Linked DNA regions of Homo sapiens: region 2 is linked to region 1. A link is a contact called in ENCODE Hi-C or POLR2A ChIA-PET data. All regions are on one chromosome and are shown on one strand. The core of a region is the stretch at or near the end of the contact, and the rest is flanking DNA. Distances in the headings are between cores, read along the strand shown. Region 1 overlaps PADI2 (peptidyl arginine deiminase 2). Region 2 holds the start of ATP13A2 (ATPase cation transporting 13A2).

Region 1 (3,393 bases), core at 49-2,548:
AGAAATGAGGAAGGGCTGGCCGGGAGCGGTGGCTCACACCTGTAATCCCAGCACTTTGGAAAGCTGAGGTGGGCAGATCACGAAGTCAAGAGATCGAGACCATCCTGGCCGACATGGTAAAACCCCATCTCTACTAAAAATGCAAAAAAATTAGCTGGGCGGGGTGGTGGGCACCTGTAGTCCCAGCTACTTGGGAGGCTGAGGAAGGAGGATCGCTTGAACCAGGGAGGGAGATATTGCAGTGAGCTGAGATCATGCCACTGCACTGGTGACAGAGTTAGACTCTGTCTCAAAATACAAAAAACAAACACACACAAAAAAAGAAATGAGGAAGGGCTTCCTGGAGGAGGTTTCTCTTGAACTGATTAAAGATTAAAGTAAGTCCAGGCACAGTGGCTCACACCTGTAATCCCAGCAGTTTGGGAGGCCAAGGAGGGCGGATCATGAGGTCAGGAGTTCAAGACCAGCTTGGCCAACATGGTGAAACCCTGTCTCTACTAAAAATGCAAAAATTAGCCGGGCGTGGTGGCACACGCCTGTAGTCCCAGCTACTCAGGATGCTGAGGCAGGAGAATTGCTTGAACCCGGGAGGCAGAGGTTGCAGTGAACCAAGATCATGCCACTCTACTCCAGCCTGGGCAACATAGCAAGACTCCATCTCGGGGGAAAAAAAAAAGATTAAAGTAAGTAGAAGTTAATGTAGCAAAGAGGCACATGGATGAGGGCAGATTTTGGAGCCCTCCTGTGCCCTAGCCCCGTCCAGCAGGCCAGGTGGGACTCCCGCACACAAAAGGTAGCCTCTGCACACTCACTGGCACCCTCAAGGGCTGAAGCCTGGGCTCCCTGCCCTTCACACAGGCCGCAGCTGCAACTCACACCTACTCTTTCCCCTGGGACTCAAACGCCTTACTGCCTGCGCCAGGGTCTCTTAACCCAACCTAGTCTCCTTCCTGGGACTTCTCTGCTGATGTCACTCTGGGTCCGAGGTGGGTCCCAGAGACCAAACTCCTCTTGCAGGCCCTCTGGTGCGGTGGGTAATTTGCTGAAACTCCTCTTCCTCCCTTCTCCAGGTCTGGTGGTCGGAGGATGACCAAGGTGGTGCGTGACTTCCTGAAGGCCCAGCAGGTGCAGGCGCCCGTGGAGCTCTACTCAGACTGGCTGACTGTGGGCCACGTGGATGAGTTCATGTCCTTTGTCCCCATCCCCGGCACAAAGGTAAGCTAGCCTCCCGAGGCTGGAGTGAATGGGGTAGCAGCAAACCAATATATTACCCGCCCCTGCCAGCAGAGGGCAAGAGCTAGAGGAACTCGACAGCATAAAGGAAGGAGGAAGTAGGCTGAAGCTGGTTTGCATGTTGTTGCTGTGGCAGGTAAAATTTTAACCCCATAAATCCAAAATGTTAGCATTGCAACACATAATCAGCCTAAAAATTATTAACGAGAGATTTAAATTCTTTTCTCATACTAAATCTTCAAAATCTGGCAAAGATTTTACTCACATGACACACCTAAATTCAGACTAGCCACAGCTCAAGTGTTCAATAGTCACATAAGGCTAGTGGCTATTGTGTTGGTGGTAATGCTCTAGAGAGAAATAGGTTATGCACCTGTGGCACTGGAAAGAGGTTCTTTCATTTTCTTATGGGTACAACTTCATACCCTGGAAATTCTCTGCAAATTGTGTGGCTGCTTGGCAACTTGGAGATGTCCTGTCCAAGTCCACCTTTGACTCTGAGCCTTGATCTGGTGACATTGCTGAGGTAGAGGAAAGGTGAGAAATATTCCTCTGAAGCAGAGAACACCCTCCCCGTCAGCCTTTGCCACTCGGCATGGGAGGCCTGAGGCAATGAGCAGGCAAGGCACTGGGTCCTCAGCGCAGGGCCTCCCCGTGCTCCTTGGGTGCCTTCCCACTGCTGACTCTGTCCCTCTGGACTGTCTCTTGCAGAAATTCCTGCTACTCATGGCCAGCACCTCGGCCTGCTACAAGCTCTTCCGAGAGAAGCAGAAGGACGGCCATGGAGAGGCCATCATGTTCAAAGGTGAGTGGCCACAGGGCCTTGACAGGAAGTGGCGAGCTGGAGGCCCCAGAGAGACCCTCGGGAGGGTGGGGCAGATAAGCACTTTGTCCCTGAGCACCCAGCTCCACTTCCCTGGGTGTCTGGCCCGATCGGGGGTTTGTGAGGTCGCCATGCTGGGAAGCACCTCTGGCCTCCTGTGACCCTTGCTGTGGCTGGGTGGACTGTGAGCTGCCCACAGCTCCTTAGTGTCACCAGCAGTGCATAGCGCATCTTCAAGCCCTAGCGTATACTTTAAATGGCACCAGACCCAGTGGAGGGTTAAATGGTTGAAAACTGACATGCAGCTGGGTCTGGTGGCTCATGCCTACAATTCCAACACCTTTGGAGGCTGAAGAAAGAGGATCACTTGAGTCCAGGAGTTCGAGACCAATCTGGGCAACATAGTGAGAGCCCCATTTTTATAATACTTTTTTTTTTTTTTTTTGAGACAGAGTTTCGCTCTTATTGCCCAGGCTGGAGTGCAATGGTGAAATCTTGGCTCACTACAACCTCCGCCTCCCAGGTTCAAGCGATTCTCCTGCCTCAGCCTCCCAAGTAGCTGGGATTACAGGCAGGCACCACTATGCCCAGCTAATTTTTTTTTATTTAGTAGAAACTGGGCTTCACCATGTTGGTCAGGCTGGTCTTGAACTCCTGTCCTCAGGTGATCCACCCGCCTCAGCCTCCCAAAGTGCTGGGATTACAGGCATGAGCCACCACACCCAGCCTCTCTATAATAAAAATTTTGAAAAAGAAAAGGAAACTGATGTGCAATCTGCATTCAAGGAGCTTGTATTTTAGAAAGAGAGATAGAAAATAGATGCAATACAATTTAGGGACAGGAAGAAAAGTGGACTTTAGTGGGCAAAAGGCATGGTCAGACATCGTGGTTGTCAGTCCAGAAGTGAGACATTATCTTCTACGTTTAGACATTCACATAATTGGGACAGACATAGTCGGGATGAGGTTTGCATTTGAATTAATCACGGAAAGAGGGAAAGATGATCAGGTGGAGACAACCAGCCAGGTTAGAGACACCATGCCAATTCCTCATACTTCTTTTTTTTCTTTTTCAACTTCTATTTTAGATTTAGGGGGTACATGTGCAGGTTTGTTACCTGGGTGTATTGTGTGATTTGGGGTATGAATGATCCCATCACGCAGGTACTGAGCATAGTAGACAACAGTTAGTCATTCAACTCTTTCCCTCCTCTCTCCCTCCCCACTCTAATAGTCCCCAGTGTTTGCCATTGCCATCCTTATGTCCAACATGTTTTTTATTGTGATAAAATATACCTAATCTAACACATTTGTTATTTTAACCACTTGTAAGGACA
Region 2 (3,221 bases), core at 353-2,852, 64 kb after region 1:
CAGCCCCTTGCCACTGTACCATACTGCCTCTTGCCAAGGCCACCTGGGCTAGCCATTTCCAAACCCAGCCTTCCTGCTGCCCTGGAGGCTGGGTTCCTGCCAGAAATTGAGCTAAGCCCTGGGGGAGGACATGGGAGTTCTGAAAAGTTAAGCAGCCTGCCTCCCCTGGAAGTGTCACCGGAAGATGAAAGAACTCTTGTCACCTGACCCAAGGAAGCCAGTCCCATGGCCCAGGTGGTCAACAGGAATGACCCGCAACTGGTTGGCTCGGGCAGCCTGCCCCAGCTGAGTAAATGGCTCCACTGGCACCCAGCTGCTCAGGCCAAAACCCTGGGGAGCATCTTGAATTCCACACATTCCTGCACCCCCACATCCTATCCACCAGCAAGTCCTGCCAACGTGTGTTCCTGTACCAAATGTTCACTGGGATCTTGCTATGAATCAGGTGCTGCTTTCCCTCCTGGGGTCTATCCCCTACCCACACCCTCACCACCATCACAGCTGTGTCTCCTTCCAGCCCCTTCCACAATAGGGATCGTTGGAGTTTTCCTTTCCTTGACTAGGGCTACTTCCCAGTAGACAGCAGTCTCCGCAGGGACAGGGGCATCTCTGTTTTGTTCACTCTCACGTTCCTGGCTCCCACAGTGGTGCTGGCACTCCATAAATTCATACTGGACAAATGACCAGTGATCCTGCCCACGTCTATCCTTGGCCCTAACGTGAACCTTCCCTTGTTTGCCCTAGGATCTCACAGATCCACTCTCCCCTTTGGAGCTCCTCTGTCCAGAGGTCCTGGAGACAGGGAACACTATGCCTGTGCCGGTCACTATGGGGTAGCAGGATAAATGCTGCACGCAGGTAAGACATCTCTGGTGCCTTTCAGGGGTCTTCATGAATCCCCCCAGTGCAGGTGTGTCTGCAGGTCACGCTGTGAGGCTTCTCTTTCTCTGGCATTTCAAGGCCTCCAGTGCATCATGGCAGACTCTCCCTGGGTCTCTGTGGGCCCACATCTGACCCTGTGAATCTCTGGGCAGGTGTGTCTTCCTTCTTTGCATTCATCAAGCAGCGCCAGGCACTGTCTCAAGTGCTTGATACGCATTTTCTTTTTTTTTTTTTTTTGAGACAGAGTTTCGCTCTTTTTGCCCATGCTGGAGTGCAATGGCATGATCCCGGCTCACAGCAACCTCCGCCTCCTGGGTTCAAGCGATTCTCCTGGCTTAGTCTCCGAGTAGCTGGGATTACAGGCATGCGCCACCACGCCCAGTTGACAAGCATTTTCTTGTGTGATCCTCGCAGCAGTTCTCTGTGAAGCAGGCATTGCTATCCTACAGGTTGGGAAAAGAGGGCCAGAGAGGATCAGTGACTTGCTCACGGTCGCGCGGCCTGGAAGACATGGAGAGCTGGACCAGCACGCACAGTCCCTAACCACTGGGACGTGCTGGCGGGGGCTACCTCCGTGAGGTGTGTGTCTCCGGTCGCCCCGCCCCCGGTGTGTGCGGAGGAGCAGGCGGGGACTACAAGTCCCGGCAGCCCCGGCGCGGGCGCTGCGAGGGCCGCAGAGGGCCGGGCGGGGCTTGCGGCGCGCACGGAGGGACTGCGGCAGTGTCGGAGCCGCGCCGAGCCTGGTGGCCCAGGTGCCCCGCCCGCGTCAGCCCTGCTCCAGCCCCGCGCTAGCCCAGCGCCCCTCGCCCCGGGCCGTCCGGACCGCGCCCCCGCCCAGGGCCTTGCGCACGCCGGGGCCCAGGCCGAGGGCCGCAGCGCCGGGGCCGGCGATGAGCGCGAGGAGCCGGCATGAGCGCAGGTGAGTGCGGAGTCCGGGTCGGCCCCGAGCCCGGCGCGGTCCCCGGCCCGCCAGTTGTCGTCACCCCTTGGAGGGAGAGGGGAGGCGACGCCCCCCACCGCGGGGTCGCGAGCCCAGGAAGCGGGACCTGGTTGGGGATCCTGGCCCGTCCCCTCCCTTTTGACGGGGACTCGGCCCCGGTTTCTTCCCAGAGACGCCGGGGCTGGGGATGGCGCCGCCGCTCGCAGCCGGTCCCTCCCCTCCCCTGCACCCCTCAGCCGCGGGATTGGAAGCCGGGCGCTTGTGCAAGAGGGTCCTGGGGCCGTGCGGGGACGGGGAGGCCACCCCACGCCCACTTAATCGGATCCCACCCCGAGTGACGGATGTCCAGGTGGGGGAGACGGCTGCATCCTCGGGCCTCTGGGCAACCCCTCTGGGCTGAATGAATGAATGAATGGCGTTGGGGGAGTCGGGACTCCATTTCCTGGGTAGATGTCCTGGGCCACAGCGCCACTCCTGACCTCCTGCCTCAGACCCCAGAGAAAACCCGTCACACCCAGGGCCAAGGGCCACACCCTCCATGCAACCCATCCCTGGCCAGATGTCCTACGCCCACTCCTCCAGGGTCTAATTTAAATCCCACCTGCCGGGAATGGGGCCAGTCCTCCTCCCCTATCCAGAAAGGTCTCATCTCAGTGTCTGTCACTCAGCCCCCAGCCCCACAGCCTAGAGTGCACCCCCCGGCGAGGGAGGGGAAGGAATGAGGAAAGACAGCCCCTAGAATCCAGATCCAAAGATGGGAAGATGGTTCACACACACTCCCGCCTCAGCCTGGCAGAAGACAGGAGCTCCCCGCCGCCGGGAACCACAGCCAGGGAGGAGGCAGCCGCCCTGGGCCGCTGCCAGGTCACCAGCAGGAAGCCAAGGCTTCCGCAGGAAATAAGAGGTCCCAAATGGCTCTAGCCCCTCTGATCCACAGTGCTGGTGACACTGCCCCGAGCTGTGACCTCAGACGAGGTTCAAGTCCAGTCTTGGCCCCTCATAGCTGTGTGACTTTGTGCTTGTCAATCTACTCCTCTGGGCCTCGTTTTAAATGGGAATCCTAATCTGTACTTTTCATGGAATGGCTGTGGGAAAGAATGTGCCCATTCAGACACACTCATTTCCAGCTTCTCCCCTTTCAAGCTCTATGACCCTGGACAAGGGATTCACATGCTGTTCCTCAGTTTCCCCAGGTGTACAATGGGGATAATAATAGTCACTACCCCAGAGGGTTGTGTGTGAAGCTTCATTGAGTTAGCACACTGAAGGGCTTCCGCAGGGCATGGTGAGCACTCCATGGGAGCTGCTGTTCATCAGAAGAGCAATGACAGGCCAGGCGTGGTGGCTCACGCCTGTAATCCCAGCACTTTGGGAGCCTGAGGCAGGCGGATTACTTGAG

Evidence for each region. Hi-C counts contacts between places; a loop is a spot of excess contacts on that map. ChIA-PET counts read pairs that join two places held with the same protein, here RNA polymerase II (POLR2A). Pooled maps may share reads with other maps.
Region 2: a pooled map shows a loop between it and region 1 (2.7-fold over the local background). The contact joins the promoter of ATP13A2 here to the enhancer-like site in region 1. A Hi-C loop is called at or near these places in 1 of 168 maps with a recorded cell type or tissue (CD14-positive monocyte) and 2 of 50 pooled maps. POLR2A ChIA-PET finds 5 or more read pairs at or near these places in 3 of 52 experiments (B cell, T-cell and activated B cell).

The regions. Positions count from the first base shown.
Region 1 is chr1:17,073,501-17,076,893 of GRCh38, reverse strand. It overlaps PADI2 (peptidyl arginine deiminase 2), which reads left to right. Exons shown (of 16, transcript NM_007365.3): 12 at 1,071-1,215; 13 at 1,945-2,038. Among named protein-coding and RNA genes, the nearest start is that of SDHB, 21 kb to the right of the region's middle. Within about 2 kb of position 1,298, at least 2 of the 41 ENCODE cell types and tissues checked have a DNase peak (open chromatin) inside an H3K27ac peak, as active enhancers do; they include CD14-positive monocyte, where a contact is called at or near this core.
Region 2 is chr1:17,010,309-17,013,529 of GRCh38, reverse strand. ATP13A2 (ATPase cation transporting 13A2) reads left to right here and starts at 1,602. Exons shown (of 29, transcript NM_022089.4): 1 at 1,602-1,801. The coding sequence starts at 1,792. RefSeq lists a silencer at 1,438-1,967 and an enhancer at 2,458-2,507.